Regions from separate parts of the Mus musculus genome. Here region 1 is linked to region 2. A link is a loop called in an ENCODE intact Hi-C map of the cell type or tissue named here. Cell type or tissue: gastrocnemius. All regions are shown on one strand.

Region 1 (8,000 bases), 250 kb before region 2:
TAATCAGATTTTATTCAAATAAGTAAATCCTTTGGGGAATCACAGACTAGGAAATGAATCTTAATTAGTCTGAGCTGTGGAGAGCTCTTGGGCCTGCTTCTAGAAATTTGGCAGGAATTTGACATTGGGCCAGGATATGGAAATAGGCTCAGGCAGGAATTTGACATTTGGTTAGGACAAAGAAGTAGGATCAAGATCTTATCATCTTGATAAGTTCCTGAGTACTAAGGGGCTTTGTTTATTGCCTTGTTTGTTCCTTTATCCTTTGCATGTACTTAGAATGGTATAAAAGTGGACAGGAGAAAAATAAACCTGCTTCAGCCTCAGCACTGACTGGACTCATGTTATAATGTTGTCTAATTGTCTTTTTATTTTCAATTCTTATTCTCTCCCTTGAGACCCTGTTGACTGACTGTGCTGGCTTGGTCACTGAGCAGTCATGAAATTGCCACTTAGATTATCAAGAGCCTGGTTTATGCAAGGCCATGCATTTACTGAGGAAACCAAAGATGTGGCAATAATAATTGCGCGCGCTCTCTCTCTCTTTCTTTCTTTCTTTTTAATTAAATTTTATTTTATGTGTATGGGTGTTGGCCTGCATGTATGTCTGTGAATTACTTGCACACCTGGTACCCTGCATTAGGGTGCCATAAAAGGATGTTAGATCTCCCTAAAGCTAGCGTTATAGGCAGTTTTGAGCTACCCAACATGATACTGGGAACTGAACTTCTTCAAGAAGAATACCCAGTGTTCTTACTGTTGAAATAACTCTCCAGACCTAAGAGTTGTTCTTTTTTTTTTTTTTTTTTTTTTTTTTTTTTTTTTTTTTTTTTAAGATTTATTTGTTATTATATGTAAGTACACTGTAGCTGTCTTCAGACACACCAGAAGAGGGAGTCAGATCTTGTTACGGATGGTTGTGAGCCACCATGTGGTCGCTGGGACCTGAACTCTGGACCTTCGGAAGAGCAATCGGGCGCTCTTACCCGCTGAGCCATCTCGCCAGCCCAAGAGTTGTTCTTGTAAAGGTTATTTTCATTGATTTTGAGAATACTATCCTAGATATTTGAAGACTGAAGGCATGGGAATAAAAGGGATACACGAATAGTTGTTAGAAGGAATAATTTGAACTGACCTTGGGTTTCTTTGGTTTTAAGAAAATTACTCAGGGGGTCTTCTATTTATGGAAAATTAAAAACAATGTCCTATTTTTGGAATGTATATGCCTCAGGCAGTGAGAAGCTGTTTAAGTCAGTATTATAAAATGTCTTATCAAAATTCTTTATTTTCATTTTATTTAGATTGAGAGAGACAAACACACTGTGATTAATCTTCATTGTCAACTTAAATATACTTGAAATCACCTTGAGGAAAGCATCATGGGGTGTGACTGTGAGGGTATTTCCAGAGAAGTTTAAAAGAGGAGAGAATATCAACCCTGTAGGCAACAACATCCAGTGGATTCTTGAAATGAATGAAAAGAAACAAAGAGAAAACTAAGCACCAGTGTTTCTCTCTCTCTCTCTCTCTCTCTCTCTCTCTCTCTCTCTCTCTCTCTCTCTCTCTCTGACTGCACATGTGTCTGACCAGCTGCTGCTTCATGCTCTCCCTGCCATGACAGAGTTTCCTTCAGGGAAATTATTTTGTTGTTGCTGCTGCTGCTGTTTCTAGTTTGGGCATTTTTGAAACCCAGGCTGTCCTCAAAATCTCTTATCTCCAGTCTCACCCTCTTGAGGGCTAATAACATTGGTGTATATTATAAATAATCACTACTACCCTTGCCCAGAATAATGACTTTCCAGATTAATGTGAACTAAGCACAATCCTGAACCATGAGTTATTTTTTCCTATGTATTCACAATGGTTAGATTTCCAGAATTCAACATTTAGTAAAACTATGAAAATATTTTATTAACACTCAGCAAAAAGTTATGATTAAAGCCAGATCTTTAATTTTCACAAATATGAAAAGGGCACTAGAATAACTACTTAGACTGGGGAACAGTTTTGTACTGTGAAACTGCTCTATTATTTTTTAGTATCCCCAAATCCTACCTACCAAATGACAAAGTTGTTCATGCAAATCTGCCCATTCCCTCCACCTTAACCAGAATAGGATTCCAGAAATATAAAACTGTCCCCTACGTGTGGAGAGCAATGCTATTTCTGGGGAGAATTATTTGTAGGCATGAGATGAGGCCACATTATTATATTTGAAGTAGACAGAACCATACCTTGATTTGTATATCCCTGGTTCATTATTTTAACTTTAATCTCATTTCAGGACCCCAAAGATTTAGGGGGTGTGCTGGTTAGTTTTAAGTCAACCTGACACAATGCAGAGTCATGGGAGAGGAAGGAGCCTCAACTGAGGAAATGCTTCCATAAGCTCAAGTTTCTGGCAAGTGTGTAGAACATTTTCCTAACTAGTGATTGATGTTTGTGATGGTTTGTATATCCTTGGACCAGGGAGTGGCACCATCTGGAGGTGTGGCCTTGTTGGAATGGGTGTGACCTGGTTGGAATGGGTGTGTCATTCTCGGTGTGGGTATGAGATCTTCACCCTAGTTGCCTGGAAGTCAGTCTTCCACTAGCAGCCTTTGGATGAAGACATAGAACTCTCAGCTCTGCCTGTGCCATGCCTGCCTGGATGCTGCCATGCTCCATGATAATAATGGACTGAACCTCTGAACCTGTAAGCAGCTCCAATTAAATGTTGCTTTTTATAAGACTTGCCATGGTCATGGTGTCTGTTCACAGCAGTAAAACCCTAACTAAGACAATGTTGGAGGGTCCAGTTCTATAACAAACAAACCAAAAAAAGCAGGCTGAGCAAGCTAGGGAAAGCAAACCAGTAAGCAGCATGACTCCATGGCTGCTGCATCAGCTCCTGCCTCCAAGTTCCTGCCCTGATTGAGTTCTTGTCCTGACTTCCTTCAATGATGAACAGTTATATAGAAGCGTAAGTCAAATAAACCCTTTCCTCTCCAAGTTGCTTTGATCATTGTGTTTTTAGCACACCAATAGTTACCCTAAGACATAGAATTACAGAGTCTCGTCTATCTTTCCAATATGGCCATATTTAATAAATCTTCTCTTACTGACTTCCGCTATTAATTTGACTCATTTAATTGGCCCACTGAGGACCGATAACTGAACCTGGTTTGGGGTACAGGCTGTGGCCTCTAAGCTTGATAACAGCATGAGGCTTCAACGTTTCCCTGAGAAGGTGATACTGAGCGGAAACTTAGAATTCATTCAGGATGAAGAATTCTGAACACAACTGATATATTCAATATTAGTACAATTACTTGACCTTTTTTTTATAAAAATGAAAGGAAGTAGAAATTCTGGTATTGTATTTTGCTTCTCCATATTTTTTTCTTTCTTTTTGTTTGTTTGTGGCAGAGTCTCACTATGTAGTCCTGGCTGTCCTGGAACTCACTATGTAGACCAGGCTGGCCTTGAACTCAGAAATCTACTTGCCTCTGAACTCTTAAGCACTGGGGTTAAAGGTGTGTGCCACCATGCTGAGCCTTCATGTTTTTTGTGCACACCTCTGACTGGTAGTCTCTGGAATCTGATAAAGGATTTGTTTCTTCACATCAGAAGTCATTAAGTGACTATCACCACCTGATGGCAGCAGTGTCCCACAACTGAGAGGTCACTTCAACCATAACACTAGGCAAGAAGTGACATGTAGATCCCTACTCCTAACCACATACTGAGCCGATGGAAAGCAGAAGTAAAAAGATCCTGTCAGGCCCAATCTTTGTTATCTGAAAAATTTAAACAATTATACACATTTACAAAGCACAGAATTGAAGTGAAAGTTTCTGGTTTCATTAAAAAAAAAAAAAAACTCAGTGGTGTCACATGATGTTTTTCTGGACGCTGTCTTGGGGGAGGGTACATGATGCTTTTCCTTTCACTATCTTCAGGGTTCTACTTATATTCTTTCTGAATATCACCACCACCCACCACCCTCTCAAGTATCTGTTTTCAGCAAAATATCACATGACCTTTCTCAAGACAGCTTCCAGAAAAACATCATATGACCTTCTCACAAGACAACTTCCAAGAAAACATTACATGACACAGCTAAGGTTTTAAAAATCTGTAGGTTTACAGTCTATACAAATCTATTAGAGTAATTAATATTTTTGCTTGCTTATCACTGTTTAAAACCTTCAGGATTTTCTCCTCTAGTTCATCTTAACACACATAATAAGTTGTTGGGGACTATTGAAACTAAGCTTTATGGAAATTTCTTGTGAAGAATTTGTGGTCATTCTGTACTGGTAGTTTGGCAATTAGCAAGGAGTCTCATGTAGCTTAGCTTATTTATTGTAATGTGTAACTAGTCATAAAAATAGACCCAAGAAATTACATTTCTTGAGATTTACATAACTGCCATGTCTTAAGACTAGATTACAAAGATGTATCATGCATCAATTGTATGATCTGATGACCCTCATTGTAAAGAAACCTATACCAGTCTGGGAACACCCATCAGGTGTAGTTTTCCCTGGATGGGTTGAAACATTCCCCACCAAGCAGGAAACAGCTACCGTGGTAGCTAAGAAGATATTAGAAGAAAATTTTCCAGAGGTTCAGAGTGCCCAAGGTAATTAGATTGGACAATCGATGGTTCTGCTTTTGTCTCTTAAGGTAAGTCAGGGATTGGCAGAGATATTGGGGACTAATAGGAATCCCCATTGTGTGTACTGTCCCCAGAGCTCAAAGCAGATAGAGAAAATAAACAGAACCCCTACAAGAGACCTTGGCTAAGTTGACCTTGGAGACTGGCTTTGACTGGTTGGTGCCCCTCCCCTTGGCCCTGAACACCCCCTACCATTTTAACCTGACCCCTGTTGAGATCCTGCATGGGACACCCACTCCCTTGACCCTGGCTCTTGATCCCCACCAGAGTGACTTTTCAGGCTGACAAGGATCTTATGGTTTGATTGCAAGCTTCCCAGATCAGCCATCTGGAACTGTGGCCTAAACTTAGTGCCCTGTATGATGCAGGTACCCCAGAGGTTCCACAAGAGTTCCAAGGTGGAGATTGGGTGTATGTTAAGAGACTGTGCTGAACACTCAGAAGCAAACAATCCCTGGTGTTGCTGACCACCCCACCTCCGTTAAAGTGGATGGAGTAACTGCCTGGGTTCAATCAGATCAGCACCTGCGCCTGACACCAACTAGATAGCAGCAGACACCCAAGCAACACCCTTCTGCAAGGCCAGAGAAACTATGAGACGGCTATGGTGTGTCTTCTGGCACTGAGTCTCAGCAGCCCCAACAACCCTACCAGGGTGACTTGGCAGGTGCTCCCAGCCACTGGTGATGTGGCTTGGTCCACTACCCACATTGTATCTGGTGGCTGGACCCTGACTTTGATCCCTGATTTAGTGGTAGGCCTTGACTTCAGGGGTGTTGCTGCCCTGGAGGCACAGGGAGAAGGATTGCCTGAATGTGGGGGACGAGGGACTTGTAAATCTAAACTGCGCCTCAGAAGTGGCCACGGAGGGTGGGGCTTAGGGTGCAGACACCCAAAATTGAAGTGTCCTGTGAGAAACCCCCATATATGTGTATCCCCAAGATGGGAGAAGCCAGTATCAGGCCCATCAGTGTTAGGGGGCCAACAATTTCTTCACTACCTGAGGGTGTGAAACATCTGGAAGCACATACTGGAGACCATTCCAGGGATAAAGATTCAATGGCCAAGGTGAGAGAAGGGTTAGCCAGCCAGAAGAGAGAAGAGAGACAGAGCTGGTTTGAGTCTTAGTTTAACAGCTCCCCCTGGTTTACTACTTTGATTTCTGCATTGTTAGGACTTCTGATCATTTTGTTCCTTATTCTGACCTTTGGCCCTTACATTCTAAATCACTTGGTTGCTTTTATTAAAGCTGTCATAGGTGATGGTACAGTTGATGGTCCTAAGACAAAGATCAAGATCTAATTGCAGAGGACCAGGGATATGAGCTACATAACTATCCACAATAGCTTCAAGATTGAGGCATGCACTGGGCATGGTGGCGCACGCCTTTAATCCCAGCACTTGGGAGGCAGAGGCAGGCGGATTTCTGAGTTCGAGGCCAGCCTGGTCTACAGCCTGAGTTCCAGGACAGCCAGAGCTGCACAGAGAAACCCTGTCTTAAAAACAACAACAACAACAAAAAGCAAGAAACCAAACAAAAACAAACAAACAAAAAAACTGCATGGTATTGGTACGGTGACAGGTAGATCAATGGAATAGAATTGAAGATCCAGAAATGAACCCACACACCTATGGACACTTGATTTTTGACAAAGGAGCTAAAACCATTCAGTGGAAAAAAGCATTTTCAATAAATGGTGCTGGCTCAACTGGCAGTTAGCATGTAGAAGAATGCAAATCGATCCATTCTTATCTCCCTGTACAAAGCTCAAGTTCAAGTGGATCAAGGACCTCCACATAAAACCAGATACACTGAAACTAATAGAAGAGAAAGTGGGGAAGAGCCTTGAACACATGGGCATAGGGGAAAATTTCCTGGACAGAACACCAATAGCTTAAGCTCTAAGATCAAGAATTGACAAATGAGACCTCATAAAATTGCAAAGCTTCTGTAAGGCAAAGGACACTGTCAATAGGACAAAGCGGCAACCAACAGATTGGGAAAAGATCTTTACCAATCCTACATCTGATAGAGGCTTAATATGCAATATATACAAAGAACTCTAGAAGTTAGACTCCAGAGAACCAAATAACCCTATTAAAAATGGGGTACAGAGCTAAACAAAGAATTCTTAACTGAGGAATACTGAATGGCTGAGAAGCACCTAAAGAAATGTTCAACATCCTTAGTCATCAGCAAAATGCAAATCAAAACAACCCTGAGATTCTACCTCACACCAGACATAATGGCTAAGTTAAAAAACTCAGGTGACAGCAAATGCTGGCGAGGATGTGGAGAAAGAGGAACACTCCTCCATTCCTGGTGGGATTGCAAGCTGGTACAACCACTCTGGAAATCAGTTTGACAGTTCCTCAGAAAAATTAAACATAGTACTACCTGAGGACTCAGCAATACCACTCCTGGGCATATACCCAGAAGATGCGCCAATATATAACAAGGACACATGCTCCACTATGTTCATAGCAGCCTCATTTATAATAGCAAGAAGCTGGAAAGAACCCAGATGTCCCTCAACAGAGGAATGGATACAGAAAATGTGGTACATTTACACAATGGAGTACTACTCAGCTATTAAAAACAATGAATTCATGATATTCTTAGGCAAATGGATGGAACTAGAAAATATCATCCTGGGTGAGGTAACCCAATCACAAAAGAACACACATGGTATGAACTTACTGATAAGTGGATATTAGCCCAGAAGCTTGGAATACCTAATTCACAAAACACATGAAACTCAAGAAGAAGGAAGACCAAAGTATGGATACTTCATTCCTTCTTATAAGAGGGAACAAAATACCCATGGAAGGAGTTACAGAGAAAAAGTGTGGAACAGAGACTGAAGGAATGACCATCCATAGACTACCCCACCCGGGTATCCATCCCATATACAGTCACCAAACCCAGACACTATTGTGGATGCCAACATGTGCTTGCTGACAGAAACCTGTTATAGCTGTCTCCTGAGAGACTCTACCAGTGCCTGACAAATGCAGAGGTGGATGCTCGCAGCCGATCATTGGACTGAGCACAAGGTCCCCAATGTAGGAGTTAGAGAAAGGACCCAAGGAGCCAAAGGGGTTTGTAGCCCCCTAGGAGGAACAAAAATACGAACTAACCAGTACCCCCAGAACTCCCAGGGACTAAACCACCAACCAAAGCATACACATGGTGGGACTCATGGCTCTAGCTGCATATGTAGCAGAGGATGGCCTTGTCAATCATCAATGGGGGGAGAGGCCCTTGGTCCTGTGAAAGCTCTATGCCCCAGTGTAGGGGAATGCCAGGGCCAGGAAGTGGGAGTGGGTAGGTGGA
Region 2 (8,000 bases):
GTTCTCCATGGCCACTGGAAAGCTACACTGATCCATTGTCCTTGCCTCCCGCCAGGTGTCAGGGCAGCTTCTGAGGCCTGGACTTACCCCGTTCTTAAAGATTTAGACCTAGTCTCCTGAACTGCCAGTCTGAAGCCTGTTATGAAGTCAACCTAGTCTTCTCAGGAGCCTTCCACTTATTTTCACAATATAATTGATTTATTTCACTGGAGAATGATCAAACTTACGGTCTTCCTAAACCTGCAGATTCATTTACTCTTTCTGAGTGTATACAGGTGATCTAGCTGCCTGCTCTCAGGGACCTAGCATCAGTCATCATCTGCTGCTGCCTGCTGCCCCAGACATGTTCTGCAGATAAAAGGTGGTTCCAGCCTCTCTCTCTCTCTCTCTCTCTCTCTCTCTCTCTCTCTCTCTCTCTCTCTCTCTCCCTCTCTCTCCCTCCCTCCCTCCCTCCCTCCCTCCCTCCCTCCCTCTCTCTCTCTCCCTCTCTCTCTTTCTCTGCTTGTGTGCCTGCCTCTATCCCTTCCTCATCTCTCTTCCCCCAATAAGCCTCTTATACTAGATTTATTGTTTGGTGTCATTTCTCAAGGGTACATCTTGGCATGGCCAGGCTACACCACTCTCATTTTTATTCAATCACTGAAACCAGAAAGGTTAGAAATTTCTAGTGTGGGACCAGAGTGATGGCTCATTGGTAACTGCTTGTTGGGAAACTTGGCAACCTAACTTTGGTTAGTCCCCAGAACCCATGCAAAACTAGGAAGAACTGGGTCCATAGTATTGTTTTCTTTTTTCTTTGGTTTTTTGAGACAGGGTTTCTCTGTGTAGCCCTGGCTGTCCTGGAGCTCACTCTGTAGACCAGGCTAGCCTCGAACTCAGAAATCCGCCTTCCTCTGCCTCCCGAGTGCTGGGATTAAAGGCGTGCGCCACCACGCCCGGCTTGTTTTCTTAACATACACAATAACATTTTTTAATTTAAAAATTTTTTTCTAAAAAAGAAATTCCCAGTGTTATAGTACTAAAAACTAGTTGACATTGAGATGTTGCAATGTAAAACATGTATTTTTATGGCCAGACCAAACTTACAATCTCCTTGAGAGTAGAAGAAAGCCACACAGACTGAGAGCAGGAGCACCGTTTTATAACAAGCAAGCAAGTCACTATACAAATGGAATTTTGCATGAGAAAAGTACATGTTGTGGGGTTATGATCAGATGGTTCCCCTAACATACCATGAAACAATGGAAACAGTTTATGTGATTATAGAGGAAGAATGTAAAAACAAAACAACAAAAAAAAAACAAGTTGACCTTTAGCTGAGGATGTATCTATATAGTATAAGCATGTTAGTCATCTAGACTCAACGCAACTCCCCTGCCACCTTAACTCCACAAAGTTGGCTCTCCCAGCTCTGTCCCTTCCCCAGCTACAGCCTCCAGCTCTTTATTCATCAAAAACCACTCCTCCTTCCTGATACAAAAAGGCTTATTAGCATTGTGAGATAGGTTTCACAGTTAACCCACTTTGAACCAAACAGTAGCATGGTTATCCCCACCCCCACCCCTACCCCCATCAATCTCTTAGTAGTGCCTTTTGGCCAGATATGAGGATTAAGTCACTTCCTCAAGGGCCAGTTGCTTTTTAACATGATAATCTCAGAGAATTATTGATCCATCTATTTACACCTTTGGGGGGGGGGGTATTTACATTTAAAAGCAGGTCTTCTGGGCTAAAGAAATGGCAATACCACACACCCAGACAGCACCTGGCTCTTCCAATACAGCAATTAACAATTGAGAATACAGAGACATGCCTTCATAGCCAACCTATTCAATAAGTGTGGGGGTAGGTTACCCTAACATCTTCTTTTAGTCCAAGAAATGGCTTTATCTCTAACATCAGTAAACTATATACAATAACAAATAGCCAGTGCTCTTAATAACTGAGCCATCCTCCAGTCCCTCAAATTTGTTTTTAAATTGCAAATAGTCAAGTCTTAGGTGAAGGCATGATTTTGAGTCCTTTTCTCCTGCTGCCTTTAAACCAAGTATCATCTATAATAATGTTTCTGTGTAAAAACTTCTCCAGGCCAGGCTTGGTAGTGCAGGTCTGTGATCTGAGCAGAACTGCTGCAAGATCCAGGACAGCCAAGGCTACAGGGATAACAATAAAACACACACACAAAGATGCCCTCCAAATCTTGATATGGCATGGAATTTCTTGATATGTGCAGGATATATTCTAGCATATTGACTAATGAAGAGACATAATATTTATGTGTAATTTAAATAATGATTATACCCGGGCATGGTGACGCATGCCTTTAATCCCAGCACTCAGGAGGCAGAGGCAGGCGGATTTCTGAGTTCAAGGCCAGCCTGGTCTACAAAGTGAGTTCCAGGACAGCCAGGACTATACAGAGAAACCCTGTCTCAAAAAACCGAAAAACAAAAACAAAACAAATAAATAATGATTATTAGTAGAGGGTATTGAATGTTCCATGCTCTCCTCACCAAAGCCCTACAGAGTAGGGATCTCATCTCATTTATAGATCAGGTTATGGCCCACTGAAGCCAAGTAAGTAAAACTTCATGGAGGTCTTAAGGACTCAGACAGCTGGGCCACTGTGCTCTGCTTTTCAACAGCTTTCCTTTTCTTTCTTTTTCTTTTTTTTTAATTGGATATTTTTGGATATTTTCCTTATTTACATTTCAAATGTTATCTCCTTTCCCGGTCTCCCACCCCCACCCCCTGAAAGCCCCTATCCCACCCTTCCTTTCCTTGCTTCTATGAGAGTATTCCTCGAAACCTCCCTGCCCTCAGTTCCCCTACACTGGGACATCTATCGAGACTTCGTAGGACCAAGGACCTCTTCCCCTGTTGATGCATGACAAGGCCATCCTCTGCAATGGATGTAGCTGGAGCCATGTGTACTCCTTTGTTGATGGTTTAGACCCTGGGATCTCTTGGGGGACTGGTTGGTTGATGTTCTTCCTGTGTGGTTTGCAATCCCCTTCAACTCCTTCAGTCCTTTCTCTAATTCCTCTATTGGGGACCCCCGCACTCAGTCCAATGGTTGGCTGCAAGCATCCGACTCTGTATTTGTAAAGCTCTGGCAGGGCCTCTCAGGAGACAGCCGTATCAGGATCCTTTCAGGCTGCACTTTTTGGCATCCACAATAGTATCTCGGTTTAGTAACTGTATATGGGATGAATCCCCAGGTGGGACAGTCTCTGAAAGGCCTTTCCTTCAGTCTCTGCTCTACATATTTGCTCCTGTATTTTGTTTTCCTTCTAAGAAGAACCGTAGCACCCATACTTTGGTCTTCCTTCTTCTTGAGCTTCATGTGGTCTGTCAATTGTACCTTGGTTATTTGGAGCTTTTGGGCTAATATCCACTTATCAGTGACAGCTTTCCTTTTGAAACACAGACTTTCTTTCTTTCTTTCTTTCTTTCTTTCTTTCTTTCTTTCTTTCTTTCTTTCTTTCTTTCTTTCTCTCTCTCTCTCTTCTTTCTCTTTCTTTTTTTCTTTTTCTTTCTTTCTTTCTTTCTTTCTTTCTCTCTCTCTCTCTCTCTCTCTCTCTCTCTCTCTCTTTCTTTCTTTCTTTCTTTCTTTCTTTCTTTCTTTCACTGCCACTGCCTGGCTAACACAGACTTTTCTTACAACTCGTATGCATACTTTGAAAGTACAGAGATTCATGTAACACTCTTGAAGCTTTAAATCTTACACATTTTGCTCCTCCCACAGTATCTACCCGTAGCTGAGTCTCAGCAGATACCTGTTAACAGTCATAAACGTTTTTTGATAATACATCATTTTAAAAGTGGATTCCTGAGCTGGGCGTGGTGGCACACGCCTTTAATCCCAGCACGTGGGAGGCAGAGGCAGGCAGATTTCTGAATTCGAGGCCAGCCTGGTCTACAGAGCGAGTTCCAGGACAGCCAGGACTACACAGAGAAACCCTGTCTCGAATTTAAAAAAAAGTGGATTCCTGCTCTCCTGCTCCCTCCCTAATATGGTCTCTGTTGGTATCAGGATCGGATCTGAACCCAGTGACATCACACATAAGCGACAGAGACCATCTGCAGCCATGGCAACCGCTATACATTCCCAGGATCCACTTGGCTGAGGAGATGACTCAATGCTTAAAAGCCTGGGCTGCTCTTCCAGAGGTTGGTTCAATCCCCAGAACCCACATGGCTGCTACCATTTGTAACTCCAATTCCACGATATCTGCTGCCCTCTTCTGGCTTCTGTAAGCAATGCACACATGTGGTACAGGCATATATGCAGGCAAAACACTCATACTCAATATAAATAAAATATTCTGTTGTTCAAGGCAGGGTTTCTCTTAGTAGCCCTGGATGTCCTGGAACTGGCTTTGTAGATCAGGCTATTCTGGAACTCAAATTGATTCACCTGCCTTTTGAGTGCTGGGATTAAATCTGTTTATACCATTCACAGCAAATAAACTCTTTTCAGAAAGGAGGGAAAGCCAGGCAGTGGAGGTACACACCACTAATCCCAGCACTGGGGAAGCAGAGGCAGGCAGATCTCAGTTAAAGACCAGCTGGTTTACATAGCGAGTTCCAGGATGGCCCGGGATACACAGAGAAACCCTGTCTCAAGCAAACAAAAAATGAAGGAGAGAGAGAGAGAGAGAGAGAGAGAGAGAGAGAGAGAGAGAGAGAGAGAGAGAGAGAGAGAAGGGAAGGGCTAGAGAGATGGCTGAGTGCTTCTGAATGAGTTCCTACACAGATCAAAGTAGAAATTGGATACAAAGGACAGTGCGCACATTTTCAGGTGATTCCGGGTATGGGCATCTTCACTTTTTTTTTTTTAAAGATTTATTTATTATTACATGTAAATACACTGTAGCTGTCTTCATACACACCAGAAAAGGGCATCAGACGGTTACAGATGTTTGTGAGCCACCATGCGGTTGCTGGGATTTGAACTCAGGACCTTCAGCAGAGTGGTCAGTGCTCTTAACCACTGAGCCATCTCTCCAGCCTGGGCATCTTCACTCTTAACCGTGACAGATTATAGGCTCTGACCTTTATTTTTAGTGAACATGGTTGAGTTAACTATCCATTTGCCCACAGACATTACTGTGACACAGTAGCTTGAGCTTGTTGACAAGAAAGCTTTCCTTTCACTGTCACAACGGTCCATGCTCTGTAGATTTAATTATTAGAGGCCATTAGCTAGCCTCAAACTCAGAAATCCACCTGCCTCTGCCTCCCAAGTGCTGGCATTAAAGGCGTGCGCCACCATGCCCGACTTCATTGGGTTTTATAAAATCCTATTTCATTCAACATCTTGTGTGACTTTTTCGTCCTCCCGACATTATTAGAAATGGTTTTGCAGGCCCAGCGGTTAGGAGCACTGACTGGCCTTCTAGAGGTCCCGAGTTCAATTCCCAGCAACATGGTGGCTCACAATCATCTAGAATGGAATCTGATGCCCTCTTCTGGTGTGTCTGAAGACAGTGACAGTGCACTCACATAAAACAAATAAATCTTTAAAAGAAAGAGAAGAGAAAAGAAGGAAAGAAGAAATGGTTTTGCATCTCTGCATGAAATATAAGAGAAACAGAAGGAGGCTGAAGAGATGGCTCAGTAGTTAAGACTGCTTCTTCTGAGAGGAACAGGTTCAATTCCTAGCACCCACACGACAGCTCACAACTGTCTGTAACGTCAAGATCTGACACCCTCACACAAAGCACCAAAGCATATAAATAAAAATTAAAGAATTACTTTTAAAAAGAGGCTGTGGTGGAGAGATGGCTCAGGGGTTAAAAGCACTGGCAGCTCTTCCAGACGTCCTGAGTTCAATTCCCAGCAATCACATAGTGGCTCACAGACATCTATAATGCAGTCTGATGTCTTCTTCTGGCATGCAGGTGTACATGCAGATAGAGCACTCATACATAAATCTTGAGAGAGGGGAGATGTTGGGAGCTATTAAGACAACTCTTGATCTCTGAATTGGGCCTCTCCCCCTGAGAAGAAAAGGGGGTCAAAAGCGGGCCACCAACACATGGATTCTGAGAACCATGGGATGTTCCAGCCCTAAGTCAGCACCGGATGTCCTGACCACAAGATACCCTGATACCGCCAAGTTCCTGCTTCCCCGTGTAACTGCCTAAGAATGTGCAATTCTATTGCCCCCCCTCCCACTGATAAATACTTCACCTTTTGCTTGTATTGCCCCATCCCTCCCGCTGATAAGTATCTGTACTTCCCCGTTTCCTTGTGCAATTCTACTGCCCCATCCTTCCTGCTGAAAGGCACTTCCCCTTTTGCTTGTACATTTAAACCTCAGGCCTGGCAAATACATTTGGGGGTCTTGATACAACTTCAGAACGGTTTCCGTGTCATTATTCGTACAAGACCCTCGTCTCTCTCTACCCCGCATTTGGTTATTAGGAGGAGGTCCCCTCGAGATCCTCGAATAACTGGACCTGCTGGACGGGCCAGGGAGAGAGAGAGAGAGAGAGAGAGAGAGAGAGAGAGAGAGAGAGAGAGAAAAGAAGAAGGAGAAGAAGGAGAAGGAGAAGGAGACAAAATGAGGACACATTTTATTTAAAAGGATGTATAGGGCTGGGGAATGTAAGTCAATGGTATAGCACGTCTTAGCTATACCCAATCCCCAGCGTAGCTGTAGGTAGCTGTAGCAGTCTGAATGCTCCCTTAGGCTCAGATGTTTGAAGAGTTGGTTTTTAGTTGGCGGTGCTTTTTGATTAGATTGATGAAGTGTAGCCTTGCTGGAGGAAGTGTGCCACTGAGCGAGGGCTTCATTCCTATTTGGCTCTCTCTGCTAGGTGCTTGCAGTTCCAGATGTGAGCCCTCAGCTTCCTGCTCCTGCCACCCCACCACATCTTCACTCTGTTGCCGTGGATTCTAACCTTTGAGAACCATAAGCCAAAAATAAACTCTTCTATAAGTTGTTTTGGTCATGGTGCATTACCCAGAAAAGTGATTAATACAACAGCAAAATAAAAAATTTAATGTATACACATGTAAAAGAAACAACCATCTAGATTGGAATTAATGAAGATTTGTGGCATAAGGATTAGTGGGACATGGTGGCACAGCATAATTCCAGCTATTAGGATGACTGAAGTACGAGAACTACCTTGAGTTCAAGTCCAGCCTAGGTTACAGAGTGAATTCCAAGGCCTGCTGGGGCCACAGAGAGAGACAGAGTCTTACTCCACCACGTAAGTACTCATACATGTGTGAATGTATGTATGCATGTATGAATGAATGAGTTAGATGAGAGCATACATGAACTGAATCTACCATGCATAAGGCCCTGGGATATGTTCCTAACACTGAAAAAAATAAGCAGATGTAGTCTCCAAAGGAAACTATGAAATATCCTAGGCAGTTCTGGACTCTCTACATCTAGCCTTTGCCTCTATCACATCTGCATGATGATAAACCTTGGAACCTAGCAAGTGATGGGCTTGAATGCAGACATTTTTGCTAGTGTCAACAGTACTCTTTGAAGACTTTATGTAATGCTGTTTCTCCAAGTAAGTTAACACTTCATTTTCCTTTATTTTAACTAACAAAATGAGAAGGGTTAGGTTTGTGCCTCAGTAGTGGTGAACCTATTTAGCAAGCTCCAGGTCCTGATTTCAAGCCCAGCACTGGAAATTAAGTGAACAAATAGAACTTGTGAAAACAAGAAACAAATTTACAAGTAAAAGCAACATGTAAACCAACCCTGGTGTTGCCTTTATTTTGCCTAGTCAGCTTCTGAAGCAGGAGAAGACAAGTTCAAGGGTAGCCTGGGCTAACGAGTAAGGAAGGCCAGTCAGTGCAACCCGGTGTGACTCAGCACAAAACAAAACAGTAAAAGCCAGAGAGATGGTTCAACAGGCAAAAGAGCTTGTTGCACAAACCTAATGGCCTGAATTCTTTCTCCAGAACCTCTGGTAGGAGGAGAAAATCAACTGCTCAAAATTGTTCCTCTGTTCTCTACATGT

The links. Peaks named below come from ENCODE experiments on the same cell type or tissue, not always from the same donor. Only the 100,000 strongest peaks of a DNase experiment are listed, where the experiment ranks them.
Region 1: it touches region 2 in a loop (5-fold over the local background); 38 of 42 quality-filtered maps call a loop at or near these places.

The regions. Positions count from the first base shown.
Region 1 is chr6:149,371,006-149,379,005 of GRCm38, reverse strand. No RefSeq gene overlaps it. Among named protein-coding and RNA genes, the nearest start is that of Gm38930, 22 kb to the right of the region's middle. In gastrocnemius, a CTCF peak has its summit at 3,639 (motif pointing right); a DNase peak (open chromatin) is centred at 3,647; H3K4me3 peaks cover 497 bases; H3K27ac peaks cover 781 bases.
Region 2 is chr6:149,123,068-149,131,067 of GRCm38, reverse strand. No RefSeq gene overlaps it. Among named protein-coding and RNA genes, the nearest start is that of Etfbkmt, 14 kb to the left of the region's middle. In gastrocnemius, a CTCF peak has its summit at 4,255 (motif pointing left); a DNase peak (open chromatin) is centred at 4,203.